Regions from separate parts of the Mus musculus genome. Here regions 1 and 2 are each linked to region 3. A link is a loop called in an ENCODE intact Hi-C map of the cell type or tissue named here. Cell type or tissue: heart. All regions are shown on one strand. Each heading gives the region's core, and the rest is flanking DNA. Links, peaks and the distances in the headings are about the cores only. Region 1 overlaps Gm39185 (a long non-coding RNA gene). Region 2 has its middle 97 kb from the start of Gm25275. Region 3 holds the start of Npy1r (neuropeptide Y receptor Y1).

What was found. Hi-C counts contacts between places; a loop is a spot of excess contacts. Peaks named below come from ENCODE experiments on the same cell type or tissue, not always from the same donor. Only the 100,000 strongest peaks of a DNase experiment are listed, where the experiment ranks them.
Region 1: it touches region 3 in a loop (12-fold over the local background); 15 of 42 quality-filtered maps call a loop at or near these places.
Region 2: it touches region 3 in a loop (3-fold over the local background); 5 of 42 quality-filtered maps call a loop at or near these places.

What each region holds. Positions count from the first base shown.
Region 1 is chr8:66,908,662-66,918,979 of GRCm38, forward strand. All of the region lies in intron 1 of Gm39185 (a long non-coding RNA gene), which reads left to right. Gm25275 (a small nucleolar RNA gene) reads right to left here and starts at 10,117; the gene lies at 9,989-10,117. In heart, for the core only: a CTCF peak has its summit at 5,658 (motif pointing left); no DNase peak of the experiment used is centred there; H3K27ac peaks cover 190 bases.
Region 2 is chr8:67,010,606-67,020,923 of GRCm38, forward strand. No RefSeq gene overlaps it. Among named protein-coding and RNA genes, the nearest start is that of Gm25275, 97 kb to the left of the region's middle. In heart, for the core only: a CTCF peak has its summit at 4,653; no DNase peak of the experiment used is centred there.
Region 3 is chr8:66,691,913-66,702,230 of GRCm38, forward strand. It overlaps Npy1r (neuropeptide Y receptor Y1), which reads left to right and starts at 5,510. Exons shown (of 3, transcript NM_010934.4): 1 at 5,510-5,610. In heart, for the core only: a CTCF peak has its summit at 5,208 (motif pointing right); no DNase peak of the experiment used is centred there; H3K4me3 peaks cover 1,902 bases; H3K27ac peaks cover 354 bases; H3K27me3 peaks cover 1,565 bases.

The sequences.
Region 1 (10,318 bases), core at 1,113-9,112, 220 kb after region 3:
AAACTAACTCACATAGTACTTTATGATCTTCATAGTTATTTTTATTAGTTTATTTTCTCAGCCACATAAAGCATAATGAACCAAAACATCAATGAAACAGGCACCTGTGTTGCTTTGGTTTTAAAGATTTTTTGGTTGATCAATGACTATAAGGGAGAAAAACTTAGGACTAACTGAAGAGTGTAGGTTTATATAAATCTTTAGCTTTTATTATTTTCTTTTAAATATTTTTAAAGATTTGTTTTAGTCGTGTGTGTGTGTGTGTGTGTGTATGTGTGTGTGTGTGTGTGCGCGCACACACACGCGCACATGAACACTGCAGAGGCCAGAAGATGTACGTCTCCTGGAACTGGGCACTAGTGACTGAGCTCTGGTCCCCTGCAAGAGCAACAAGAGTTCTGCACACTGGAACCACCTTTTCAGCCCCAGAAATGATTGTTTTAACACTCAGAGGATTCTCTCATGTTGAATTTAGTGATTTGACATCTAGATAGAACTTTGTTTTCTGGACTTGGTGGGAAATTTTAATCACTGAGACTGGGAAAATTAAGACTATTTTTGAGAGCCAACTTTCACAGTAGGATGTTTCAGAAGAAACATGGGTCCGTGATGGGCTAACACTTTAGAGAAGAATGGCTCCTGGAAAATTTAGAATGTGTCACGAATGGTAGTCTTCCTTTTCTTTCCCCTCTCCTCCAATGACCTCCATGATCCTGTCTTTCTTATAAGCACTGCAAGTGAAAATTGTAGAGCAGAATGGCATGAACCTGTCCGAGACAAGTGATTTCAGACACCCATGACTCATGAAGCCCAAAGAGCCTGTCTCCTAAATGAAGAATTGATTTATGGGAATTATGCAGAGAACATATTTTCCTCATGCTTTTCCTTGTTCAAACAAGTGTGGTGTTGTGATGTGTGTAACAGTGCAGTGTGACTCAAGCAAAGGCTCCTGACTGTGCTGCCTGGCTCTAGTACTTCAATTCCTACAGATCAAGCATTAATTATCAAAGGGCAGAATGGCTCCCACAGATGTAAATCTTGGTTCTTAGAATGGACAATGTCCTTCATCTTTTTATGACTAAAATATATGTACATGCAATGATCATATAAATACCATATTTGGTATTTGAATCTTTAGGGTAAGAGATTAGGAAAAAATGTCTGAAAAGGCTCTTTGGAGGCACAATAATAGTGATGATGATGATGATAAAACTCCAAAACTCTATTATACTTTGTGCTTTTAGTTTTTATTAAAGATTTTATCCTCCCATGCCCTGGCTAATGGAACAAATTGTAGAGAACTAATAGCTATATGGGGACCAATTTTTTTAAGTGGCTGAGCCAATGCAGGGCTCTCCAGTAAAAGCTTGTTTACAGCATGTGCCGAGTCTTAGACGAAAGTGAGGCTGCTCCTGTTTGAACTGAAGTCTGGTCATTTCTGAAGGACTAGGTGAGCCCCAGGCAGAAGAAAGAAAGTTGTGTCTTGGATGGAAGATTGCAGTCTGAGAGTGTTCCTGGACTCTGGGACTGAAGGGTCAGAGCCAGCTCTGGACACAGCCTGACCAGAGCAAGAGGACACACAGTGTTCCACTTTGGGGCTCAGCCATACCTACCTCTCCACAAAGAAGAACATTCTATTTTATGTTGCTCTGAGGAAGCATTCAATAGTATTTCATTTCACGGAAGCGAATTTTTGCTTATAATAAAAAAATTGCCTGCCAGTATATTTTTCATCTTACTAAACTATCTGTAAAAAAAAAAAAAAAAAAGATAAGAAAAATAAGTAGTTTTGACAGAAGTTTGTAGCACTAAAAAAGTCTGCCTTCTGCAGTCCAGCAATAACATGAGAGAGAATATTCAGAGTATATGTTTAAAACTAAGTATTGAGCATATATTTTTGTTCAGAATAACAGAGAACAGGTCCAAAACCTATAAGCTTCATTTTTGTAAGTATTCTTCTTGTTTTTCTCCATTTTCTACTCAGTAGTTTAATTATTGGTAACGTTTAGTAAGCATTCAAGACTATACATTGGGTACTCTTCTAACTGGAATTTAATAGAGAGTTTCTCAATACTTATTAGAGTGCTATTATCTGAGAGCTATTCTTAGCTGCAGCTCATAGTGAATAATTTTCCAGTGCTCACGCTGCTAGCAAATTGCAGAGTTGAGGACTACTCAGCCTTTATCTCAGTGCTGATCCCATGGCTCAGATCTTAACCTCAGGAGCAACTATCCGAGGAGGAGCTGCTCATTATGCCACAGTACATGCCAGGAATAGCCCCGGGGACTCTGCAGACCAGTGATTAAAAGGGAGGGGTCCCGATGTCTCTGGGGGATCTCCCTATAGCCGTGTAAGAACGCAGCTTTTAATAATATCAGAAGAAGGAAAGATCTGTCTTGAGCCTAATGAAAATCCCAGCTGCTGCCTTTTGTGTTCTTTGGTTCTCTGAGATGTGGAATTTGCCAACATATGAAAAAAAAATGCTGAACAATTTGTTGAGCTGAGAATACAATTAAAGTGGATTTATTTTATACACAAATAGTTCTCTGGGTAATTTATACTAAACCACCAGGATTCTCACAAGTCCCCCCATTCTGGCAGGAGCACTCACTCTGACATTATCCCAAAAGGGAAACCAATCTCTATTGTATTCGAAATTGTTTCTTAGTGGCATTTTGCTATGACTCTGGCTTATAAATCAATAAGCTTGGGAAGTAGGATGAATAAATCTTCTTAAATAAAAATGTTCATGCTTGCCACTGTAATACAGGAGAGTAATTGTAGGAATAAAAATATTGATATCTTCTATGTCTGTCTTTTTCAGTAACAAAATGAAATAACATATATAAAATATAACAGAGCATGCTGAACAAATAGCTATTACCAATGTCTTTTACATTGGTTCTTTTGTATATTTTTGTGGTGTATGGACATAGTCGTGTGTGTTCATGTGTGTATGTAGGTGCATTTACAAGTGTGTGAGCATATATGGGGAGAAAGGAGATAGACATCGGTGTTTTCCTAAACAGTTCTCCACCTTACTTTACAACAAACAAACAACAAAACCCCAAAGCACAGGGTCTCTCTCTCTCTCACTGAACTTGTTCATTAGACTGGCTGGCCTCCTCCATCTGCCTGCCAAGCTCTGGGCTGACAGGTATGTGCCACCACACCTAGTTTTTTAAACATGGGGACTGAGTATCTGAACTCACGTCCTCACACCTGCCTGGCAGGCACTCCGCCAAAGAGCCAGCTCTCAAGCCCTGCCAACAATATCAACTTCATTAAAGATATTCTTCTGCAAAATACAAAGTATACCAAAGATGACAGCAAGAAACTACCATCTAAATCACATATTTATATGTCAAAGGAGCTTATTAAATTATCTGTCCCGAAGAAATCACTTGACAACATGCATGATCATCAAGTTACAATCTCTTTGTAAAAAATAGCTCAGAGGAACACTCCTCCATTGTTGGTGGGATTGCAAGCTTGTACAGCCACTCTGGAAATCAGTCTGGTGGATCCTCAGAAAATTGGACATAGTACTACGGGAGGATCCCGCAATACCTCTTCTGGGCATATATCCAGAAGATGTCCCAACCGGTAAGAAGGATACATGCTCCACTATGTTCATAGCAGCCTTATTTATAATAGCCAGAAGCTGGAAAGAACCCAGATGCCCCTCAACAGAGGAATGGATACAAAAAATGTGGTACATTTACACAATGGAGTACTACTCAGCTATTAAAAGGAATGAATTTATGAAATTCCTAGGCAAATGGTTGGACCTGGAGGGCATCATCCTGAGTGAGGTAACACAATCACAAAAGAACTCAAATGATATGTACTTACTGATAAGTGGATATTAGCCCAGAAACTTAGTATACCCGAGATATTTGCAAAACACATGAAACTGAAGAAGAACGAAGACCAAAGTGTGGACACTTTGCCCCTTCTTAGACTTGGAAACAATCACCCATGGAAGGAGTTACAGAGACAAAGTTTGGAGCTGAGACAAAAGGATGGGCCATCTAGAGACTGCCATATCCGGTGATCCATCCCATAATTAGCCTCCAAACAATGACACCATTGCATACACTAGCAAGCTTTTACTGAAAGGACCCTGATATAGCTGTCTCTTGTGAGGCTAGGCTAGGGCCTAGCAAAAACAGAAATGGATGCTCACAGTCAGCTATTGGATGGATCACAGGGGCCCCAATGGAGGAGCTAGAGAAAGTATCCAAGGAGCTAAAGAGATCTGCAACCCTGCAGGTGCAACAACATTATGAACTAACCAGTACCCCGGAGCTCTTGACTCTAGCTGCATATGTATCAAAAGATGGCCTAGTCGGCCACCACTGGAAAGAGAGGCCCATTGGTCATGTAAACTTTATATGCCCCAGTACAGGGGAATGCCAGGGCCAAAAAGTGGGAAAGGGTGGGTAGGGGAGTGGGGGGGGATGGGGGACTTTTGGGCTAGCATTGGAAATGTAATTGAGGAAAATATGTAATAAAAAAATAAAATAAAAAAGAAAGAAAATAACAAACTAAACAATTCTCCTCCTCCCCCCCTTTTTCCTTCACAGTTTTCTTAAGTAATAAATATGTTATTTTATTTAAAAAAAAAAAAAGAGAACCAGACAGAGATGTAGAGACCCACTCACACACTAGGGAATCCCATAAAAACACAAAAACAGATATGTTTGTAGAACATGATTTTAATATTTTCAACTCTTGATATTCAACAAATAAAATAGTTATTTTAAGAAAAAAAATAACTCAGAAATGATTAGAGAAAAACCCCAAGTAAATTTACAAAAGATACAAACGTCACAAAGTCTGTTGTTCAGTCAAAGAGGAGCAGATGTTGTTTTGTTGACAGAATAGTTGGCAGACTTAAGTGAGCTAGAATTTTGACAAAGACTAATTTCCCTGAAAAAGAAATATACAGTTGTGAATTATTGAGTCACTTTAAAGTTTAGATTATTGTAGGTTTGGCTTACAATGGTTGGATCTTTCAGTTTGGGTGAAGTCAGTTTTGTTTTTAATTTAACCCTGTTCTTGTTCATTAGTATCATGTGACAGTGCATGATGTGTGAGGGCACATCCTGTGGTGCGCATGGGGAGGTCAGAGACAAGGCTTGGGCAGTCACGGTTCTCTTCCCAACTTCCGGAAGTGTCTGGGGATGGAAATGAGGTTCCAGGTTTTTGGCAAGAGCCCTTACCCTGTGAGCCATCTCACTGACTCAATTACATAACTTTTAGTTTTCATTCATTTTACTTGTCTTTTTGCCTCGTACACTGACAGCAAGACTGGATGGGGGGGGGGGGGAGAGGATCTTTTTCTTTCCGAGGTCACCCTTTTATAGATGAAAAAGGGAAGAAACTCAGTTTCAAGTTGCAACCTGCCACAGAAGTAAAGTCCCGAAGCATGGACTCTGGAAAGAGTCCTCACTCTACGAGCTCCTGCAAAGTCAAGCAGGTCAGAACTGAAACATCTGAAGGAAACTGTTTCTCAGAATCTGGAAATAAATGTGGCAAACAATGAGAAACACAAACAAAAGCTAGGTGAGGACACCCTTCCTATTGGTTTTCAATTTTAAGGGTTTCTTTCGTTTTAATTATGTACCTATGCACGACCATGCAGCGCCCTCTGGGGGCAGAGGTGGGCATTGTATCCCTTGGCGCTAGAGTCATCTGACCAGGGTGCTGCGAACCCAGCTGAGGTTCCCTAAAGGAGCAGTACTTGTTCGCAACCACTGAGCCATCTCTGTAGCCCATAAAGGTGGATTTTGAGGTTTCTTTGTTTTCCCTGGAAGCTGACTGTTGTGTGTTTAAACCGGCTAGCTTCAGTGAAAGCCCCCCCCCCCCCCCCGGAAACTTAAGTGAGAACAGAAACATGATGACAAAAGGGAGGAAGTCTCCAGCTCCAGCAGCCGCAGACTGGGGCACCTGTAAAACTGTCAGACCCCCGCGTGCCTGAGATGTGGACTAGAAGGGTAAGCAGAGGCACGAGGCTGCTCACCCTCTCCGGGTCTGGCACAACCTCAGGTAAAGAGGATTTCCTTGGATTCAGAGTTTTAATGTTAATGAGGAAATTTGAAAATGAGCAAAATTAAAAGAGAAACACAGCTTCTTGTCCATCCTCCCCCCTTTTCCTCCATCTCCGTCTCTGATTTTGTGAGACAGGCTTTTATTATGCAGTCCAGACTTTTTTGGAACGGTTTAGCTCAGGCTGTCTTCAAACCTGGAACTCTCAAACCTCAGCCTCTGGAGTGCTGGTGTCGAGAAGTGAACCCCATACTCAGCTCACAAAAGCAGCGATAAGGGAAAAATTAATGTCAATAACAAGTTGCATCCAAAAGAGAAAAGATAATAGGTAACGCTCTAATGTTATACATTAAAGAACCATAAAAGGGGGGGGGGGAGAAATCAATAAACTCAGTTTGAAGTTAGAAGAAATATTAAACTCAGTTTGAAGTTAGAAGAAAAGAAATATTAGTGATTAGACATTACATAGAGACTAAAAAGGTATGTGACAAGATCAACCTAATGAAAACTTGATCTTTTGAGAAAAAAATTAGACTTTGAGCTTGAACAAAAAAGAGAGGGGGGGGGAGGGAATCAATTACATGAAGAGGAGACATGACTGATAGTTGTTTTATGAGGTGCTGAAAAGTGTTGTATTTTATAAAAATAGAGAGAAGAAGGAATCTGTTTGGTGGAGGTGTGGTATGGTGTTAGGGAGGGGGCTGCCTTGGTGGTGAGACCATGCTCAGGCATCCCTCCCTCCCTTGCTCTTCCCCCCACCCCCCGCCCCCAGAGACCAGCCACAGGAAGGTATAGTATAGACTAGAGTTTATTCAGGACATGGGGAGAGGAGTTGATAGGGTGAGACAGACAGACAGACAGAGGGAGAGAGAGAGACAGAGAGAGTAGAGGTCAGGCCGCGAGCTTGTGGTGAGGGGGAGGAGGGGAATGGAGCTGGAGAGAGAGGGTAGGAGCAGAAGTAAGAGTGAGAGAACAAGAGAGCGAGGAGAGGGTGAGTAGACCCTTCTGTGGTGAGTCAGGCACACCTGGCTGTTGCCAGGTAACTGTGGGGCAGAGCCTAGATGAAATGCCAACGGGAAGAAAATATATTCTTCTGTATTTGTGTGAAATGTTCAGCAAATGTCCATTTGGCTTGTAATGCCAGTGAGCTCCAGCATTTCTGTTTCGCTTCTGTCTGAATGACCTTTCGATTGGGGAGTGCAGTGAATTGAAGTCTCCCACTGTTAGTGTGAGGGTCAGTATGTGATTTAAGCTGCAGTAATGTTTGTTTCATGAACTTGGGTGCCCATGTGTTTAGTGCATCGATGTTAAGAGTTGTAATTGCCTCTTCGTGTTCCTTTGATGAGTATCTAGTGTCCTTCCTCTTCTGATTAGATTTTATTTTGAAGTCTATTTTGTCAGAAATTAAAATGGCTGCACCAGCTTGCTTCTTAGGTCTATTTTTTGTCGGGAGCCATTTTACCTGTTTCTGTGAAAGCCTGCCTGTCAGGCAGTGTCAATTCACGCCAGGGTCTGCTGGCAGACTTCCTGGCCTGCTGACGCATGGAACAATAAGAGGGGATGCACTTGAAGCTCAAGGCAAGGAGCTGAATGTTCTGTTAATGTTGAAGGAAGGAACGGGGAGGCCTCTGGATGGGTACAGATATCCGATGTACATTTGCCATTGTCTCTGTTGACTTGTGAGTTTGCTTCCCACGATGCTGAAAGTCTATGAGAATTAAACTCGAGGCTGTCACAGGATTCACTGGACAGCCCTGCTGAATTCTAACCTTTGTCTCTGAGTCTTCTTTTTCACCTTTCCTATAATCATCCCCTCTCCCCCTGAGAGGACCATTTGCACATTTGCTAGAAGAATCCTTGTTTACCACTTTATCCTCAGATCTGATTTTGAAGTTAAGATCTGTTTTTGGATGCAGCAGGGAAGTTCCCATCTTTGCATTTGTTCTGTTAGACTGTTTTTTGTTTGTTTGTTTGTTTTGTTTTTTTGTTTTTTGTTTTTTTTAATTGGGAAACTGAGACGACAGTTGTTGAGAGATATCAATTAATAGTGTTGTTTGATTCCTGTTATTTTGTTGTTGTTGTTGTTGATGGTGGTGGTGTTGGTGGTGGTGATGATGGTAGTTGTGTGTGTGTGTGTGCGCACACACACGCGCACATATGTGTTTCCTCTTTTAATTTCCGGCTCTGGGATTTTTCCTAGATGTAGTAAACATCTTTAGAAGTTTTTCTCCTAGTGATGTCTTATTTTTTCCATCTATTATGATTAAAATTTCTGCTTCATTAAGTAGTCTTGGCTGATATCTGGGTCTTGGAAAGTCTGTAGAATATCTGTCCAGTCCCTTCTGGCTTTTAAAGTCTCCATTTGAAAAGTCAGGTATTGATTGTTCCAATAGGTCTGCCTTTATATGTTATTTGTTCTTTTTCCCTTGCAGTTTTTTTTTTAAACTTTTATTTGCTCTTTGGGAATTTCACATCATGTACTCTCATCTCCCTCTCCCCTCGTACCACCCCTCCACCCTTGCAACCTCTCTCCTCAACAGAGAAAAAAAACCTCCTCCCGGAAGCTGTAGTTTGTCACAGTTTGTCCTACAGTATACCCTTTTGTTTGTGCTTCTTTGCTTGCAAGTGTTCATTTCAGTGACCCAGTCTGGTAAGAGGCCTTCGGCTTCTGCTATTCTGTCAGTACTGGAATCTCACTGGGACTCCTCTGGGATATCATGTTGTTGCCCTGTGTTATGGAGATTCTGTGTTTTGGATCTGTAGGGTTGGCCCCCATATACTCCATCAGTTGATTACTGGATTAGATGTTGGGGTGGACCCATTCAAAGCCCTGGATCTGGGCCTGAGAGGTAATTGAGCTGGTCAGCCTGATAGCTTGTCAGCTCTCCCACTTTCACACCCTTGGGGCCAGCTTACCAGCAACCCTGTAAACAGGGCCAATTTCTACAATGCTGTCTAGGCGAGGTGCCGGATTCATTCTCCTGAGTGTTGCAGCTGGTGAGGGACATGGCCCATTTTCCCCTCTCGTGGCCTTGAGGTGAAGGGCCCACTCTGCCATAGCAGGTGAGGTTCAGGGTTAGCTCTCCCGCCTGCTCTAGGTGGCAAGGACAAAAGGGAGGGAAAGAATCTCTCCCTTACAGATGCCATCGCCCAATAGAAAAGAGGCAGAACAGGCTTTTCCACACTCGTACCCTCAGTACTGGCTCACCCACAACCCCCACACTCAGGGCCATCTCTACTGTGCTGCCCAGACGAGGTGCAGGGCTTGCTCTCCTGCCTGCTGTAGGGGCCCAGGGCTGAGGAGGGCTCATCTCTCCCTTGCCCATGTCACCACACATAGCAGACAAGTGTCAGGGCATCTCTCCCACACTCACATTCTTGGGGCTGGCTCTCCTGGGTGCCCACCACCAGGGCCAGCTCTACTGTGATGACTAGGTGAGGTGCAGGACCCGGTATCCTGAGTACTGCAGCTGGCTAAGGGCAGGGTCATTTCAGCTGCTCTCATGACTCCAGGGTCAGATCTCTCATGATGCCCAGGTGAGGGGTGGGGCCAGTCCTGAACACCCCTTAGACATGAACATGTCCCCAAGCAGCAGCCCAGGCAAGGAGCAGACATCTGCTTGGCCTTTGGAAGTGATCAATCCCTGCTGCTCCAGGGCCACAGATCCAGTAGCAGCACAGGTCAGGACCCCACCATGGCCCCAGGTGACATCAGCAGCTGCTCACATCAGACTGTTCCACACTGCACCCTTCTGTTTCTCTTCCTCTTCTATTTCTCCACCATTTACTTGTTCCTCTTAGTGGCACCCAGTGTCTCTGAGTGTCTGGGGTCATTTCAGGAATGCTCTGCCCTGCTCATCCAGGACATGGTATGCCTGCCCCAGGCCTGCACAGCACTGGACTGGTGATCGTCTCGGTTGAGGTTGTTCAGAGACTGCTAGGGTGCCAATCATTCAGATGTCAGCTGAGATCACTGAGCTGAGACACAGCCTCTCTCCGCTCTGCCACCTCCTGACACACGTGTGACACAGCAGTCACACCTGCAATGCCTCTAGGGGCAGGGCCCTAGCAGGTTTTAATATTCTTCTTTGCTGTGCATGTTTAGTATTCTCTTAATTATGTGGTGAGGAGGCTTCTTCTCTGTTATAATTGATTTAGTGTTCTGTATGTTTCTTGTATCTTGATAGGCATCACTTTCTTTAGGTTAATTATTTTTTATGATTTTGTTGAAAATATTTTCTGTGCTTTTTACCCAAGTTTCTT
Region 2 (10,318 bases), core at 711-8,710, 320 kb after region 3:
TAAGGACACATGCTCCACTATGTTCATAGCAGCCTTATTTATAATAGCCAGAAGCTGGAAAGAACCCAGATGTCCCTCAACAGAGGAATGGATACAGAAAATGTGGTTCATTTACACAATGGAGTACTAGTCAGCTATTAAAAAGAATGAATTTATGAAATTCCTAGGCAAATGGATGGACCTGGAGGGCATCATCCTGAGTGAGGTAACTCAACCACAAAAGACCTTACATGATATGTACTCACTGATAAGTGGATATTAGCCCAGAAACTTAGAATACCCAAGATACAAGATACAATCTGCAAAATACATGAAACTCAAGAAGAACAAAGCCCAAAATGTGGACACTTTTCCCCTTCTTAGAATTGGGAACAAAACACCTATGGAAGGAGTTCGAGAGACAAAGTTTGGAGCTTAGATGTAAGGTTGGGCCATCTAGAGACTGCCATACCCGGAGATCCATCCCATAATCAGCCTCCAAATGCTGACATAATTGCATACACTAGCAAGATTTTGCTGAAAGGCCCGGTATATTGCTGTCTCTTGTGAGGCTATGCTGGGGCCTAGCAAACACAGAAGTGGATGCTAACAGTCAGCTATTGGATGGATCACAGGAACCCCCCCCCCATTCAATGGAGGAGCTAGAGAATGTACCCAAGGAGCTAATGGGGTCTCCAACCCTATAGGTGGAACAACAGTATGAACTAACCAGTTAACCCCCCCCCTCCGCCCCAGAGCTCGTGTTTCTAGCTGCCTATGTATCAGAAGATGGCCTAGTCGCCCATCATTGGAAAGAGAGGCCAATCGGTCTTGCAAACTTTTGATGCCTCAGTACAGAGGAACGCCAGGGCCAAGCAGTGGGAGTGGAGGGGAGGGTATGGGGGGAGTTTTGGGATAGCATTGGAAATGTAAATGAAGAAAATACCTAATAAAAATATTCATTTAAAAAAGAAAACAATGATATTCTAGGAACATTAAAAATAACTATGAAAATGTTTTTTAAAAATCCACACTCAACCACCCATTGTTTTTAGAAATTCATTGATAAAAGGTATAATTTCTAAGTTGGAATTGAACAAAGAAAGGAGATCTGTTTGTGTCACTATGGTTTCAGATATGTCTTCTCTACAATCAGCCATTGACTGAAGCAGTGTAATGACTCAGTGACGTCAGCTGACTGTGGCAATTATTTATACTTGGGCTCTTGGAATAACTGGAGGAAAAAGCATTGCTTTTGCTTGACCCAGAAGAAATAACAGTAACAAAATTTCACTGACTAATAGGTTTTTTCCACATGTGTATTATTTGATCTCCATAAAGATCAAGTGAGTTGGCCCAGTCCCCTTGTTACATTGTATAATGAAGACAAGAATATTAAGCCATTAGCTCAAGGGCACACTTGTAGTAAATGTCAGAACATATTTCGAAGGCTAGAAATATGGCTTCAAAATTCATACCCCTACCACATGTACACTATTCTAACAATAACAGGTCATAATCTTTTTTTTTTTCACTTGCTAAATAAATGGAATTCTTATTAAAGAGTGAGAATGGATAATCTTTGGTATTATGTGTTGATTTTAATAGCAGAACAAACCCTTGGCCTTAAGAAGCCTTAGGATAAGTTTGTATAGTGTGTTGGCCTATTTTTCTGGAATCTGTTGCTTTCATTATTTTGGCACATGGATGACAGAAATTTACCAGCCTGGGATTGCTAGGGAAAGAGCTGGTAATTGTGGCCAGCCCACTGCCTGTTTTATAAATAAAACTGTGTCAGAACAGCTGTGCCTAGTGTTTCATGTGTTTTCTACAGCCACATTTGGCCCACAGTATCAAGGATGAGCCATTCCAATAGAGACCAGGCTGCCTATAAACCTTTAAATACTTACCTTGATTCTTTATGGAGAAAGCTTCCTGAACCTTAATTCAAGCTACTATATTCTTCTGAATATAGTTCCTGAACTCTCCTTTCACAAGGACCACCACTCAATATAGGTCACATTCCACAGAACCTTTGTTCCCTACCTGCAAATCAGAAAGCAAATGCTCTAAAATCCAATTTTATGAAAGTATTGAAGATGGATACAGTTCTTATGTGTTTTTGTCCCTAAGGTGGAGCTCATTAATAATATTTTTGAAGAGAAATGATGTGGAGAAAAGAAATCAATACCTTATTTTGTAATTTCAGAGTCCACAGAAAATTAGGAAAGATCTTTTAGAGGCTTTCCAATGCTGTTTCCCACTGCACTTCTGACCTTATTTAATCAAGCATGTGGTTGTTTTGCTTTGTCTAACGTTTCCCTGGCTGCTGGACACTTAAATGTATTATTATCGTTTCTATTGGCTCATTGGCTCCAGTCTGGTTATCAGATATCTCTAATCAGCAACAGCACAAAATGTTGAAAAGAGAGGTGGTATCATGGCATAGAGACATGGAACTGATGGCTTATTCATTCAGGAAGAAGGGCTTCATGGAAAGAGAGAGGGAACCTGAGAGATATATATTACTTTGCAGAAAAATAGAATTGTTATAGTTAACTTTTATAGATACTGGCCTTGAGTTGTATTTATATATCATGGGAGTTTAAAAAGCACCTTTCTACATATTTGTGAATAGCATCATTTGTATCCCTATCTCACAAATGAGACTACAGGCTCAGATACAGCAGTTCCAAAGTAACAGAAACAGCAGAGATCTACGCCCTTAGGCCTTGTGCAGCATGCTTCCCATGTTCCAGGATTATTTTTATTGGATAGGATGCAGGCAAGAGTGATGGAGAGGACTAAGGGACTCTGCAGGGACAAGGCTAGGACAGAGAAAAGTGATTTTTTTTTTTTTCTGCAGAGAAAAGCAATTTTCTTCACTGCAAGGAAAGAAAAAAAAGAACGGAGTTCTTTAGAAGTTTGGCATTTGTAGATCCCTCCATTCATCTCACAGATGCATACCGAAGAAGACCCGAGCATGAGACAGGACTCACCAGAGGAACCTCATCTTCATGAAGTTGCATATTTAGGGAGCTAAAAATGGGTTTAAAATGCATACCGCATTATTCAGAGACAAGTACTGAGGAGGAAGAAAACAGAAGAGGCAGCAAAGCTTGGGTCTAAATCTGTAGAAAGAGTAGCCAGGAGAGGCCTCACCTAGAAGGCACCTAACTAAAAGGATGCTATCCTGACTAATGCATCCGATATGATGTCTTGTTCTTCTCTTCTCATTTATGCAGAATGTAATACCCATTCTCATCTTCAAAACTATAATTTTTCAGTGTGACTAATTAACCATGTCTACCAATTAATAAACCTAGTGGGGTTCTACCCATTAGAGTTAACAGTTGTCAAAGAGCCTGACATGCTACATCATATTTGTTCAGCAATGTTGCAAGTAAGTTATATTTTAAAACCACTTTTTGCTTAATGATAAATAATAAGCAATGCATAGCCTGTAAGTAAAATCCTGCTGTTCCTAGTACTGGCGGAGTATCAGCTTGGATGATATGAATCACTACTGTTTTGAGCAACACTATGAAGAATTGCTAGAAACACCAGAGTTGGGTGTGATTTCTTCTATGTTAAAAGAACAGAGAGAAGAGACTTAATATTCTATTTCTCTCCCACAATTTGTGGGCATCCATATGTATATTCTAAGACATTCATGGAGCCTATGAATAAACAATTCATTTTTAAAAGGCAAATGTTGTCATTTAAGGAGGGCTCAATGAAATGACAGCTCTCAGTTTCCCAAGTCTGACATTAGAATTAAATGTCAGGAATAACAAATATACATATTAGCTTTATTTACTGAGAAGGTTATTCAAGTCTTTTTCTGTCCTTTCACCAATGGTATAGTGAAGGAAACTTGCCAAAGAAAATGAAAACCTCAGCAAGATTTGGTAATTTTATCTCTACCGGTTTTTCCATATGGAGGGCATGCCATTACAGCAACACGTGGCCTCTTTTCAGTAGTAACCTTCATGCAAAATTTAAATTTCCCAAAAGGAGCAAAGGGGATTTTTTGCTTGTTTGTTTGTTTGATGCACTGTTGCTTTCAAGGCTCCATGGGGGTAACTTTCACTCTCTCTGAAGCAGTCTACTGCATGAAGATGTGTTGTTATGTTGTGTTGTATTTCATTTTGTTTGAAGATATACAACAGGATAAATAATTCTGTAGTTTAAGCAGAAGACTTAATTCCATAGAACAATATCAGCAAAACCATGTGCATATACACAGGAGCATGCGTGTGAGAGGCCAAATCTTTTAGGTTTAGACTCTATCTTAGAGAACATGTCCAAGGTTGAACTCAAGTTAACTAACAGTCTGGTACCTAGCACCAGTTTCCAGGCTACCCCGCAACAAGACCTGTGTCTACCAGTTTCCAGGTTACCCCCAACAAAACCTGTGTTTAGCACCAGTTTCCAGGTTATTCCCCAAACAAATCTGCACCCCAGGTTACAAGCCCGGTCCTGACACTTCACTTCCTAACAATTACCAATCAGATAAAAAGCAGAAATTAAATTTATGGTTTGGTTCCCAGCACCAGCCAATTATGTTAAAGGCCATAATGGCCTCTCAATCAGATGTGTACCAGGCTAGATACTCCCTTCTTTCTTGTATCAATTCTTGCCTAAAACTAGGCTCATGGCTCCACCTTCCTGCTGTGTCAGGATTGGCAGGAGCCTAAACTCAAGCTTGAATAAAGAGACCCTAATGTGATTGCATTGGATTCAGCTCCTTGGTGGTCTTTTGGGGATTTACAAATGTTTCATGACACAACACATGCACACACACACACACACACACACACACACACACACACACACACACACACAGCCCTAGCCTTAAATGCTGTTGTTTCAAACAAACTGAGGTATTCTCCCATTGCACCTGACCAAGAAGGCAGAAAAAATTCTTCCCATCTGCTCCCAAAAATGCTTCCCATTGTCTGCAGGACTGCTGTATATTTTGTAAAATGGAAAAGAAAATGTTTCCAGGAGACTGGATTTTTTTCCTACCTCTAAGCAAAAATAAGGCAGGTTTCTTTCTTTCTTTCTTTCTTTCTTTCTTTCTTTCTTTCTTTCTTTCTTTCTTTCTTTCTTTCTTTTGCATTTTTCTTCACTTCCTTCTTCTCTTCTTCTGTTGTTCCTCCCTTTGTTCCCCCCTTTGTTCCTTCCTTCCTTCCTTCTTCCCTCCCTCCCTCCCTCCCTCTCTCCCTCCCTCCCTCCCTCCCTCCCTCTCTCCCTTCCTTCCCTTGTTCCTTCTTTTCCTTCCTTCCTTCCTTCCTTCCTTCCTTCCTTCCTTCCTTCCTTCCTTCCTCCCTCCCTCCCTTCCTTCCTTCCTCCCTTCCTCCCTTCCTCCCTTCCTCCCTCCCTCCCTCCCTCCCTCCCTCCCTCCCTCCCTCCCTTCCTTCCTTCCTCCCTTCCTCCCTTCCTCCCTTCCTCCCTCCCTCCTTCCCTCCCTCCCTTCCACCCTTCCTTCCTCCCTCCTTTTTTTCTTTCTTAAAGAAAACAGCATGAAAATGGTTCCACTTGAAAGAATCGTCCAGGAAGGGCTGGCTCAGTTAGAAGGGACTACAACACTGACTTTGAGAGGAATCCCTTACTCATTTCATAAACTACCTTGATCACCGCATCCCTGAGCCTGGGTCCCAGAAGAAAAGCTGCCTATGTCCAGAAAAGTCAGACTCTGTTCTTATCTCTAAACAAACCCAGTGCTTCTGGAAGATGTTTGTGGAGGTAGAGGAGCTGTCAAATCCTTGTTTAATTTTGTATAAAATGTTTATAAATAAATAATTATATTAGTTCAGATTTTCTTCAGATCCACTAGAGTCAATATCCCAAAGCTTCCTTTGTTTCAGAGACTATTTGTGAGACAGAATTTGACTCTCCTTGGATTTTTGTCTTATAGTAGAGAAAACTGTCAGTGTTGTTTGGGGTTGGAGAGCACAGGCAGTGGGTTTGGTTTAGGAAGACATTTTAGTAACCCTTTTGATACCAAAATAAGTACAAGGAAGTATAAGTACAAGGAATATTTAAAATAAAAAAATCTGCTTAATTGCTTTAAAAAAATAAGAGATTTTGGGGAATTTGTGTAAATGAAGTCCAAGAGATACTATCCCAAAATATGGCATTTTGGCATCAGTTGAAGGTTATAAAACTTATCTCTTCTTCTCCTTCTCCCTGAAGTAGACATAGGATCCTCCTGAGAGGGCTTGGGTATATGAATATAGGTGCTTCCCTACACTCTAAGGAGTAGACCCAGAAATGCCAAAGGCCTGAGTTACTTGGGTAACAATTTATTTCTAGAGCTTATAGCATGCAACATCTCTCAGACACAAGTCTTATTTGTGATTGTGTTATTTGTTAACTTAAACACTATGCAAATCCTTGTCAGGAAAACATGCTTAAGGAAAATCAATATATTACAAATGACATCGTAACTTTGGAAGAGGATATTTCTCTTTGTGAAGTTATATAAATCTTTTCTTGTATCCAGTGAGTCATCAAACATTATTGCTAATCGCTCACAAATTGGAATTTGAGTTTTATAGCTTGAAATAATGATGTTTGTTGCTACAGTGTTGCGTGGGTGGCAGTCTATGCCTGTGTATGAGCAAGAGTGCCTGTGTTGGGCTTCACTGATGTGGAGGTTAAATTAGTCCTCTGCACTGGAAAATAAAGGATCTTTCTGTCCCTGTAATGGATGAAATGTCAACCTGGAGCCACGGATTTTTAAGATCTCCAAATAAACCTGTGTGTTGTTTATGAATTATTCATGGCGGACTCTGGGCTTTCAGTGCTTGGCAAAGCTGTCAAAAGAAAATGAAAGACATACATCAACATAGCAATAACTTTTTGTACTTATAAAGTTGATCCCCTTTCAAATTCTCCCAGATTTCTTTACTGAGTTATGTGTCTATCATGAGCATTCCTCCAAAGTCACGTTCTTTGGGAACATGATTACCTTTCTGGAAGAATATCATAGTAGAATTGCCAGATAGCTGTGCACACTTTGCCTGACTGAAACTCTTGAAAGAACTTTGTTTTCAGAGGAATTTGTTGGTGAGGTGCAAAACAACAACAACAACAACAACAAAAAACAACAACAAAACCAAAAAAAAAACAAACAAAAAACAAAAACAAAACCAAAAAACCACAGCAGATTTTTTTCTGATTAGGTTGATTTCCACGAGTTTATAACCTGTACAGATAAAACTAATCAAGACTGTAACAAGAGTGCATAGTACAGAATGAGTAGGATGCCCTAATTTTAACTTATCATTTAAAAAAAAACTCTATTAATAACTTATTTTCTTGTTAATTTCAGATGTAAACGTGTAGCTGGACTTCTAAAACCACTTCTGTGGATGAAACAACATTGACTAGTTCTGAAGTTGAGGAAGAAAAGGAAGAGAAAAGGGAGAGGTGTGGAAGGAAGAGGAGGAAGAGAAGGAGTGTAAAAGATTTATCTTTAATATAAATATAAGCAGTGAATTTATCTGGTGGCTCTATTTCCTTACTTTATGCTAGTCTCCAATAACCACACAGAGAAACTGAGATTTACAAAAAAACCGAGCCTCAATAGCTGAGCAGTTAGATGATCTGTTACCTCCTATGTTAATCTGGCTACCTCCCAGCCCCATCCTATGATACTTGCATACCATATTGATCTGGCTCTCTGAGCTTCAGATATGTTTCCATGATTTTCTTCATATCCAATCCTCATGGCTCCAATTCCTTTATCCTCCTAGCTGATCAAATCTCCTTCTCTCCCCTCTCCTTCCTCTGGCTGGAAGACATCCTGTCCTATTCTCTATTCTGCCCAGCCATTGTGTGGTCAGCATTTATCAACAAGGCAGAAAATAAATGGTAATAATTGTTTACACAAATTTGAGAGAGGAAATTCTTGGTATAAACATTACAATGCCATGTCTGGATTGAAGCAAGATGTGAGGTCAGAGAAATCATCATTTGAATAACACAAGGGTAAACTTTTCACAGTATACAAAGACAGTATGCCTACAGAGGAGAAAAAAAGAGATCAAACTGGCCAATAATTCAGTTTATAGATGGGAGAGGGGTTCAAGAGATTCGTATTTCTATCTGAGAGCTATTAGTAATTCACGGCTACTATGCAAGGGAAAGTCATTTTTCATTTTTCTTTAATGATGCTGCCAGTGGAAGGCTAACCTTGTTCATGCAAATAGCACGAATTGGACTTAGCAAATTACAGGAAAAAAAAAGTTAGAAAAGGACCTGAAGGTAAGAAGAGCATATATTATGTGGTGGTAGTGGTGGTGGGGAACCACTTGAGTGTGGTTGCTGTCAAGACAGGATGTTAAACCTGCTATGGTGCTATATAGTTTTAATTCTAGCATTTGGGGGTTAGAAGTAGTCTGATCTCTGTGTGTTCAATGCCAACGTGCTCTTCACAGTTTTTCCAGACCACTGAGACCTTCTGATAAATCAATAACAACAACAAAGAACAAGATATATAACTACAAAGTTGTCAAAGAAGAAATAATGCTAGATTTTAAGAAGATTTCTCTAGCTATTGGATAAGCTAAGATGCATTTGGGACCATAGAGTCAGTTGTGAAGAGAAACTGCTGAAGACAGAAAAATTTATGTCCTAAAATTGTGTGGCCACTGGGATAGAAAGATGTCATGGGTTTGTCATTTCTCTAATGCCACTTCCTCATTTTCCTGAATGTTGGCTTGAAAGTGAAATGCTACAATGATAACAGCTTGGATATTGATCATATATATATATGTATTATATATAGTATTTATTACATATATTAATATACAATTATATAATATATAAAGGGGATTTATTAGAATGACATATAGGCTGCAGTCCAGCTAATCAAACAATGGCGGGCTGTGAATGGAATGTCCAAGAATAGAGTGGTTGCTCAGTCCAAAAAGCTGGGTGTGTCAGCTGATCTTTAGTATACATGGTGGATCCAGGAGTAGGGTTGAATGCCAGTGTAGGAAGGGCAAGCAGGCAAAGAGCAAAAAGCCTCCTTCCTTCGTGTTCTTATAGGTGTCTAGTAGAAAGTATGGCCCAGATTAAAGCTATGTCTTCCTTCCTCAAGGACCAGATTAAAAGTGTGTCTTTTGCTGGTTTCAAAGATCTGGATTAGAGGCCTGTGTCTTTCTAACTCAAAAATACAGATTAAAAGTGGATCTTCATACTTGAAATTAAGTAAAAAATTCCTCACAGGTGTGCCATCCATTCTGGGGTTTTAGCTTCAGAAGTAGTCAAGTTGACAACCAAGAATAGCCATCCCAGTAATATTAAAAGTAAAATACTTTTGTGAGAGTTATATGTTTATTGTCCTAGTCAGGGTTACTATGGCTATGAAGAAACACTATGACCAAAGCAACTTGGGGAGGAAAGGGTTTATTTCAGTTTACATTTCTATCGTTGGAAGAAGTCAGGGCAGTCACTGAAGCAGGGCAGGAACTTGAAGGCAGGAGCTGATGCAGAGGCCATGGAGGTGTACTGCTTACTGGCTTCCTCCTCATGGCTTGTTCAACCTGCTTTCTTATAGAACCTAGGACCACCAGCCTAGGGATGGCACCACCCACAGTGGACTATGCCTTTCCCATCGACACTAATTTTAAAAATGCCTTACATCAGGATTTTATGAAGGCATTACCACAATTGAGGTTACCTCATTTCAGGTAACTCTAGCTGTGTCAAGTTGACATAAAACTAACCAGCACAAGTGTGAATATAAAAAAGACCTACATAATGGTATTTATTGTTCCCCTTGTGATTTGACATTGCTGGCTCAGTAGTTGTTCCTAGAGCTGGGTGTCTCCTTCTCTGTTTCACATTGATTATACTGTTTGACACCCCGTTGTCTCCAAGCCTCACTAGATTTCAGTTTGAAGTTCTGAGAAGCAGGGACTTATTGCTGGCTTTTAAATATTTATAATTACTGTGTCTGTGCCATATAATTAAAAAAATAAATATTTACTTGGTCTATTCAACAGTTTTTTCTTTTTTTTTTTTGTGCCTAAGCTAAAATTGTTTCTGTATCCTTCAAATAGGGATCTGAAAAATACCAACATTAGAAGTGTAGAAGTGGGATATTTTAATGGTTGATCATAAAATGCAAAATGAGCTGAGCTACAGAATATGAACCGGCAGTGAGGTGAGAGGCTTCATAGTGCCACTCTGAAAGAAGCAATTTTGAAAAGTTGTTAGTGAAGGTCCTGCTTAGGTGGTTTCTAATTCTTTAGGCGACATGCTAGCAAAATGTCAAGATACTGGAATATGTTGGCTGCTTTCACTCCCTGAAGTGCTGTGA
Region 3 (10,318 bases), core at 1,575-9,574:
TTTTTGCATCTTCAGAAACTTATAGGCATAAATACTGTCTCTCCTGCATTTTAGAAGAAAAAAAAAGTAAAGACACAAAGGTACAAGATATATTGATAATTTTTTTGTCCTTACAGATATATATTCCTCTCTCTGCAGCTAAGAATTTACAAGTATATTTTATCCTTTTTCTGAAGTACTGGTGTCATGCATCAATAAATCAGCCCCTGTTTTATTTATACTATTTTAAAAGTTTGGGGCAATACTTATCTATATATGGTGTCTAGGGATCTTTTAGGAGACATGACGTTTTATCATATAACTCTACATACAAACTCTACAGGTCTTCTCTTTGCAAAACTCATGCTCTTAATTAGTATCCTCTAAAACTGACACTTCTTCAATAAGTTTTTCATTTGCTATCTAGGTTTCCAATGGTTTGTATTTTAATACTAGTTTGAAGTCTAAATATAACTTGACTATATTTAGGTGGAATGAGAAAAAAACTATTTATTTATGTGGGTTTTTTTTTTCTATGTTGGTTTGTTTTGAATTCTCTTTTAAAGGAATGTCTGTAGAAGTGTTCAAAGCATTAGCCCAGAATCAAAAGTTAGCATGGGTTGAATCACGTGCTCTTCCAAAAAGTATGCTACAACACTGAATTCTCACTCACCGTTCTTGCTGGTATTTCAGCCTTTGAAAGTAGGTCATCCAGTGGGTAGGAAAAAAAAAAAACTGTGAGACATTTCAGCTAAGAGACATTGTAAACGTTTTCCAAGTCAGTAGCATCCATCATTTAAGCTTATACATATTGAGGAAAAAATAATCAACACATGTTCTCTATTTCATGTATTATTCTATGCTCTAAGCTTGAGGAGGTAGCAGGGAAGGGAATTGCTGTCTCTGTGACATCACAGGATACTTGTAGATCTGTGCATGCAGTCACCGGAAAACAATATAAGTCCTGCATCAAAGTAGCACTAGTGTGCTCTAAGAACGTATTTTATTCTTTTTCTGAAGTATGGGTGTCTTACATGTTGACAGATATAATATATAAATATAAATAATATAATTTATAATATTATTGTTTATTAATTATTATTAATAATAATATAATTATAATAATATAATATAATTCCTTGTATTATATTATTTTTAAAATTTGTGGCAAGTTGCCAAATTTATTTTAACATTGTCATGGTGAGTTCTCATTGTCAACTTGATTGGATCAAGAAAGACCATTAATAAGGTACACCTGAGTGTGCCTGTGTGTTTCCAGAGAGAATTCACTGAGTAAGGAAAGCCCCTCCTGAGTATGGGAGGCACCACTCCACTGGCTGGGATTCCAGACTGAATAATAAGGGAATAAGGATGCAGCCATCTGAGCGTTGCCTTTCCTCGTTTTCTGCTCTCTGATGGGCACTGCAGAGCTACTTCCACTGCCCTGTCTTCTCTGATCTGAAGGACTATACTTATCTGAACTCTGGGCACAAAATAAACTTTTCCTCCAGTAAGTTACTTTCATGAGCTATGAGAAACATAACTATGATGGTTTGTTTGTGCTCGGCCCAGGAAGTGGCACTGTTAGAATTTGTGGCCTTGTTAGAGTAGGTGTGTCACTGTGGGTGTGGACTATAAGGCCCTCATCCTAGCTGCCTGGAAGCCAGTATTCTGATAGCAGCCTTCAGGTGAAGATGTAGAAGTCTCAGCTGCACCTGCGTCATGCCTGCCTGGATGCTGCCATGTTCCCACCTTGATGATAATGAACTGAACCTCTGAACCTGTAAGCCAGTCCCAATTAAATGTTGTCTTTATAAGAGTTGCCTTGGTCATGGTATCTTTTCACAGTGATAGATTCCTAATTAAGACAATAGCTAATACAGATACTATCCTAGTTAGCTTTAGTGTTGACACAGCCTAGAGTCACCAGAGAGGGGAGTTTCAGTGAAGAGAAAGATCAGATATGATTGACCTGTGGTCGTGTCTATGGGCATTGTCTTGTCAAGTGATAAAAGAGAGCCCAGCCTGTGTGGACAACACCATTCCCTGGGCTGCTGGTCCTGGGTTATATGAAAAAGCTAGTCAAGGATAAAGCCTTTGAGTGAGCTATAAATCAGCATCCCTCCATGGTTTCTGCTTCAAGTTCTGGCTTGAGTGCCTTAGTTTCCTTCCCTCAATGATATTCTGAGAAATTTAACTTTCCTCACCTAAATCACCTGCCTTTAGTCACGGTGTTTACCACTGCCACAGAGATGAAACTAGAACAGATATCTGCACAGAGGAGATTTCTAATTGGTTGCCTTGGTACACATGTATGCATATTGTAAATAAATTCATTGTTGATTCCACTAGTTAATGCTCCCCAAAAAAGAAATAAAATGATATGGGCTATTTGACTGTAATCAAGAGTTTAGTCAAACTGCCTATCTGTTGAATTTAATTACTAATATGTGGACTCAAAAAGAAGAAAACAAAATCCCAAGACAAGGGTTCTCTGTGTATCCTGACTGTCCTGGAACTCACTCTGTAGACCAGGCTGGCTGTGAACTCAGAGATCTCCCTGCCTCTGCCTCCCAAGTGCTGGAATTGAAGGCGTGCCCCTGCATGCCCATCTCAACATTAATACTCTTAACTTCAAGTTTCATTTGCTGAAGGCACTTCTCCCTGTGTTTTCCTAGATACAAGACTATTTAATAAAGTGGCATGGCACCTCGCATTGTTTGGCATCACTGCTCAGACCTATGTACTCAATGGATACCACCAGAAGGGAAAACTTGACACATAATCAAGTCGTACAATATAAGCTGACTCAGTAGTGGATTCCATTGGAAGTCCAACCTTGTGGAAAGAATTTCCCATCAATACCCTTCATCTGCACATTAGTTTCACATGGAGTATTAATGCCTGTCAAGATTCATCTGATTGATCAATATGGAAAAATAATCTGTGTTAGGGCCTAGAAGCATTTCAGGAATATATAGATGACAGTAATATTCCATTGCATCCCCAGCCTTGTGTCATGGAATTTTAAAGCTAGGCCAGACATTAAAATGTTGCATTTTATAGGTGATAGAACTGATGTTTACTCGAATTTGATGAGCAGAGCTCATCTTTCTGTTTATATGGTGGGGAGAAACATTGTCCAGAGAACAGTAGAACATGGCATTAATGATCTTAATCAAAGACATTACATTAGTCTGTTACAAAATTTCAAAAGGAAATAAACAGAGTTATCTCTTCCGGGAAAAGTTGGGATTTCTATCTATCAAATCCCAAACAATGAAGTTGGCAACATGTTGTTCGTTGAGGTATAGGAAAGAAGACTGGAGATGTAGCTCAGTTGGCAATGCTTCCCTAGCACACACGAAGCCTTGGGTTCATTTCCCAGCCCCCCACACAAGCCAAGTGTGATAGTCTGGGGCTGTAATAACACTGCTCAGGATGCAGAGTCAGGGGAACCACAAATTCAAAAGTATCAAGTTTGAAGCCAGCCCGGGGTCCACAGACACTGTGTCAAAAGAGACTGGAAAAAGAAAACATCCTAAAATTTAGCACATATCTTCACAGGAATACGAGTTGTTTTGCTTATTGTAAACCTCTTGTAAGATTACATTAAAAGGGTTTTCAATCCCTCTACCTTATGCCCTGAAGATGGTCTTCAATAAATACTCATGCTAAAGTAATATAATTATGCCGTTGATGAGCATTTCCAAACTTTATACGATAAAGTTTGTCATAAAAATCTTTGGAGAGCAATAATCCTGGAAAGACTGAGTTGTGAAGTTAATGTCTCAGAAACCCAGCTTTATAAATGTGTCTTGAGGGGGTGTCTCATAGAAACTAAGGTAATAAAACCAACTGCAATTGGCCATATTAATGCAGACCTTTTAGAGAAACTTAACTAGTATTCTTGGAAACACTTAAGTACCCAAGTCCACATTATATTCACAAATTCAAAATAGTTCCTGGCATGAATGATGCCCCATGAAGACATAATCTTGGTAAAGAATTGAACCATTTCCCCTGTGGTTCTCATGACAGACTAAAAAAAAACTGCCTAAGACCAGTGTGACTTAGAGGGGCAGAGTAGACCAGTGAGTAGGAGAGTGTTCCTAAAGGAGGATGGGAGAGCACTGTAATCCCTGAATTCTTCCTATTTCCGTTCTCATGTGATTAGTTGTGTGACACTTTGCTTTTAAACCATTAGAGGGTTTTAACGTACATGCATATCTGCTGTCCTACAAACACTGTACATTTCAATCAGATCATAATCCTCTTCCAATCATAGAAAAATGTGCCCAGTTACGAATATGTTAGCTTTCCCACAAAACAAATCCCAGAGATCATATCAACTACATCTCTATGTATGAATCCAACCAAACTTTTATTGGTAAATAATTCTTATTCAAGCTAACCTTTAGAAAAGGAAAACAAATTTTTTCTTAATAGTACAAGTTTCATTGGATTTCATGTCATGGGATTTCATTGGGATTTCACTTTGAAGGCAAATGATCTTTGTTATTTTGTAATGAAATGTGTGCATCCTAGGCGACATCTGTAGATTCGGTACTTGTTAACAGTTTGAATTTAAACAAGTTGTAGTTCCTAGATAAGTAAATTCTGTGTGTATGCACCTGTGTGTGTGTGTTGTGTGTACATTACTCAGCCTTGACTTTTCAAAGTGCAATGAAACCATGTGAGTTATGAAATCAGTGAATCAATAATTAGCCGGAACCATCAAATATCAAGGACAAGATTTGCAAGGACCATGTCTTTTGAGCACACCCACAATGTTCCATACCGTAGCAGATAAATCACCGGGGAAATTGCATTGACTTTTTCTGACCAACAGGGAAATGCTGGGTTCATCGTGCCCCGGGCCCGGTTTCCTGCTCCCTTGAAAAAAGAACTAGTCACTGAGAACAAATCTGACTCAAATGCATTTTCTTAGTGAAGAGAAAAAAGGGTCAAAGGCTCTCAACTGAGATCCGCTACTTTGGCTTTTTTAAGGACTTCTTTTTTGTTCTCCTAGACTGGGGAAAATAACTTCTCGGTACTGGCGTGCGGAATATTTGAGCGTCACAAAAGCAGCGGCGGCGAACCCATTAACCGAGGCTTTGCGATGAAGTGCATCTTTCCCCCTTCCCGTAAATATGCTCTCCCCTCCATTCTTGACTTCAGCTTAAAGCTCGGACTCTCTCAGAGGAAAAGGACTTCGCCACAAGATGGCACTGACCTGCAGACAAAAGAAATAGCGGTGGCATTGACTTTTAAAACAGGCTTGTAAATGCGCCTTGCTTGAGTCAAGGACTAGTGGGGTGAGAGCTCCGTGCGTACGGGTCTGAAACATAGCTTAGGTTTAACTGCTTTTCTTTCCAGAATTCCTAGGCAACGCACCTCCGAGTTGTGCATCCGAGGTGTTGGGAGGAGGCTGTGGGGGAAACCTTGGGTGATCCTCGTGGGGTGCCATCACATGATCCTGGATGAGGTGGAGTTCGGCTTTAAGGGGGCGTCTCTTCCTATCTTCCTCAATCTTTAGGGTTTGAGCAGGAGAAATACCAACAGATCTTTTCTCCCTCCAGTGACACTCGTCCCGCTTCAACAGAGGTGAACAGACGCATTCTTTAAAAGGTAAGTTGCAAGTTAGTGTTTTTAAGGGACTTTTGAGAAATCTCTTATTGATGGGGTGAGGTATGAGAGGAAAGATGCGGGTGTCTGATCCAGTCCTGGGAATGGAGCGGGCGTGGAGTCAGCTTCTCGGTTTGACTCCCAGTCGGAGCAGGAGGTAGTATAATCTAGATTGTGGGACAGGTCTGGGGCATTATGGATGTGAGACCTCAAAGGGAAAGTGTACATCTCTCAGAGTTCGCGCATCCTGGCGTCTTGCACTTGGGGGTTCCAGAAGGAAATAAGTTTTCCTCTCCTCCTACTCTCCTAGAAGTCAGGGGAGGTGCCCCTGTTGGTCTTTCCTGAACCAAGATAGTCTTCCTCGTTTTTTTTTCTGTAGCAGGCTGGAGCCTCTGCCCAGTTAGAAATCCAGGAGTTTTCCCGGGTAACCAGAGAAGATACATTGGGCAGGGGTGGGGACGCCAGCTTTCTCAGATGCATTTGTCCTGCTTCCCACCACGTGAGAAAATGTGGGGTGCCCAGAGACACGGAGCCCAGAATGGGAGAGCCCCTGACCCACTCCCCTGTATACCCCTCTTTCAGGCTGTATAGTGCACCTTGCAAGACTTGTGCCTTGTCTTCTTGTTTAGTAGTTTTAACCACCCAACACCTCAGCTCCTTTTTAAAAGGCAATTAACTGTGTTGGTTAGCAGGTTAAGGATGAACTAAAAGCGGGAGGGGGGAGGGGGGATTTAGTGCTTAGTAGGATAATCTGCTGCTCCCCAGGTAGATTGCAGAGATGCTAATGTAGGAAGGACCCTTATTGGGCTTATGAGAAAGACGGACTGGCCTCCGATTCGAGCCTTGCATGTTCAATTGGGCTCCTTCATTTCTGCTCTGTTCTCTCATTCGGGTAGAGGCGCCCTGATAAATTAGTTGTCTTTCCCCTCCTCCGTTCTTCCCCATCTCCGTGTGTGTGTGTGTGTGTGTGTGTGTGTGTGTGTGTGTGTGTGTGTGTGTGTGTATGCTCGCGCGCGTGCAGGGAGGGGAGTTAAGAATGGGGGTAATCAGGGAGAGTCACATAGTTATACAATACAAAAAAGGGTAGTGAAAACAGAAGTTTTGATTGAATGTACCAAGTTTCCCTCTGGTTAACTCCTAGACTCTAGGACCTAGAGCATGAAAAGCCGGGAAAGGGGAGGAGAGGAGGGGGGGGGGGAGAGGAAATGGAGATGAGGTGTGTCTTCTACTTCCACTGTTCTTTTAATTGGAGTGCTCTGTGATTTGCACAGAAGAGAGGACTACTTCTGCAGAAAGCCCAATACTTTGCCCATCCAAGAGACAGAATGTTCTTCCTCGATACCATTTTCTAGGGTTTCCTTATAATTGTCAATAGGCAGCTAACTGTTGAACAAGCCCTTCCCCCATTCCCCAGAAGGAACAGGGAATTATGTAAGTCGTTTAGATAAGCTAGCAGTAACTTTGGCTGTGTATATCACGGCTTATCTTTTTTTCCCAAACAAATGAGGGAATTTGAAGAAAACCATGCACTCGCGCGCACACACACACACACACACACACACACACACACACAGAGCAGGTTATGCCCCAAGAGCTGTATTTTATGGTAGAAACAGCACTGTGAATATCGATCAGGAAGGGCCAGCATTCCAAGAAGGAAGAAGAGGAACTGCCCTGGAAGGGTGGAAGAGGGAATCAATTTGCCAACTGTTAATGTATGTAATGTCTTGGAAGGTCCATGGCAGCTGTACTGAAATTTGCTCTTTAATTCTTGTAATACTTACAATTGTAAGACATACATATCTGAGATATACGGAAGAGCAAACACCAGCTTGTTTTCTTTTACAGTGAGATGCAAACTCTTTCTGTAGAAAAGTACTGCTACTTTCCTGACCTTTATTCTTTCTCGGAGATTTACTAAGGTAAACAAAATGTAACTTGTATCTAACACGCAACTGTTTTCCATAACTGAAATGGCTATTGCTCCCATACTTAGCAAAATAAGGATACTCTGCATTTTCTGTATAGATAAGTGATAAGTTATTGCTCCACTGGTAAAATGAGGCCATTCAAGCCACATTAGATGATATTAAAGACAGGTATATTGGGAAGCTGTTTCCAGTTCACAGGCCCCAGGGAAAGAGGCCAGGGAAGTCACCATGAGAAGGAAGAGAGGGGAGAGGGGTGAGAGAAAGGAAAAGTGTGCACAAAGAGAGAGAAAGGGGCGTGGAGGCTAATAGAGACCAAAATGTCTGGATTGTATAGGGCAGAGCCTCTGAGGGAATGGCAGCCCAGCCCTTGGGTTGGAAAGCTCAGGTTTGGGGGCAGGGTATGCCAGGTAGGGACTAAAGGATGCTGGGAGAAGCTGGAGGCCAGGTCTGCTTTGGTATGTCAAATATGCACCTCGGCCCCTTGTCCTGGGGTCTGAAGCCAAGCAAGTAGACATAAGAGGGAAACACTTCTCATAGGACTTGTCTATCAAATGTGATTGGACAGGTATCAGAATATACTGTGTTGACTTAAACTCGTTCGTGAGAGATTGGTCTTTATAAAACCCATGAATTGAAATGACTTGTTTTCGTGAATTCCTATACTTGTCAAAACAGGCCCTAGATAAAATCTCTCTTTTCTTCTTCTCCACAGTGAAAGTGTTGCTCTATGTTCCATGTCCCTCTCCCTGAACGCAAAGCCTCCTAAAGAGTCTCCTTAGTTCACTTTGCCTTTTAAACTCTAAGCAAGCAGCAGGTAGACTAAAGGAGTCTTTTGCTTATTTGTTTACTTAGTGGTGGGGGACTGGCCTGCTCCATGCACAGTCCTCAGAGGCCCACTGGCAGGAGGCAGCCCCTTCTTTCCACCACGTGAGGAATGGGGAACAATCTCAAGTCATCAGGCTTGGCAGCAAATGCCTTTATACAAATATCAAAGTTAAAACATATAACCTCACATGTTTTACCAAAGGCTCCTCCCGTCCACGAGTTATAGGTGAAGACTGTCCCATTAGAACCCTGCACTGTCAGCTTCTTCTCACTCGGCCTTCCCAGTGAGTTCCTTCTAGTCTGCCTTCATTTCTCCTTTGTCTTCTTGGCACAGCAGCTGAGCTCCAGCCTTAGAAATGTTCTATTTGGTTTGGTTTGGTTTCCACCAGGGACGCCAGCCCCAGGAGCCTCCATGACTTCCTAACTCTGCACTCCTGGGTGTTTGCTGTTATCTGGGGTACTCAGCTGCCTTTGCTCGCCACCCAGGACTACGTTGCAATTCCCAATAATCCCAGTCCCCTTTCTTGGCTATCACACTGGGCCTTTTACTAATTTATTATTTTTTTTCTTTTCTTTCTCTGCCCATAAGACTAGAAACTTGGCGAAAAGGTCATTGCTCATTTTACTGAAACCACACCTGACAAGAAACAAGTATCAAGTAAACATGTGTTCCTTCAGAAAACAGTTCATTTTTAATATGCAAAATGCAGTGTTTTCCCCTAGGTGCCCGATCTAAAAGAATGACTACTATAATTGGCACTTGTTTTGCATTTAACCATAGACCGTACCATTAATTTTAACACAGACTTATACCAAACATGATTCCCATCGAGACCTATTATAGTGGTCAAGGTATTTTAATTCTAAATCTAATATTTTCAAGGTACCATGAAGCTTTCATAGTGCCTAACTTAAGGAAATGTACTGAAATCAATAGAGGCTGATAAGGCTGGAGATTAAAAGTGATTTGAATGAGGGGAAAGATTTGAATTGCTGTTAAGATATGACACCCCAAAACTAGGATATGGAATTAGGATTCGAAAGTATTTTAGGCAAGGATAGATGCGGAGTTTGTTTGTTTGTTTGTTTAGAACATAACGATCATGTTGCAGCTATTAAAGAGTTGAAGACATAGCCTGGAGTATCTCTAAGTTCCAGGATGAAGCATGGTAACTGAACAAACTTTCTGTTCCTCACAAGAATCCACATACAAGCACACACTCAGTGGAGCTCAGTGATCGGGCACCAAGAGAAGCCACAGGTAATAAGAATGCACTTTGCTATTTTGGTAGTGTTAGTTTGAATAACGAAAAACTTTGTAACTATTAGCCAGAAGAGAAAGTATGACACTAAGTTTGCCTGGCTTACTTAAGGAAGTTAGAGCTTTCCAAAACTGTAAAGCCACTACCCACTCCTTCTAGGTTTGCTTTCCCATCCTACACTCACCCTGGCTTTGAGATTCTTGAGGGTAAAACAATGTGCAATTATCCCAGAAGTCATTTCAGTTGAGAGGATAGAAGAGAGACTTGGATTCTAATAACATCCACACTTGAAGTATGTCCTAGTTAGGGTTTCTATTGCTGTGAGGAAACACCAAGTTGGGGGAGAAAGGGTTTATTTGGGTTACTCTTCCACACTACTGTTCATCATCAAAGGAAGTCGGGGCAGAAATGCAAACAGGCAGGAGCCTGCTTACTAGCTTGCTCCCCATGGCTTGCTCAGCCTGCTTTCTAATAGAACCCAGAAACACCACCCTAGTAGTGGCCCCACCCACAGTGGGCTGGGCCCTCCCCAGTAATCACTAATTAAGAAAATGCTCTACAGGCTTGAGCACAGCCCAATCCCATGGAGACATTTTCTCGATTGAAGTTCCCTACGTTCAGATGACTCTTTCGTGTTATGTTGACATAAAACTAGCCAGCACAAAGTCATTTCACCACTATGCTTTAATGCTA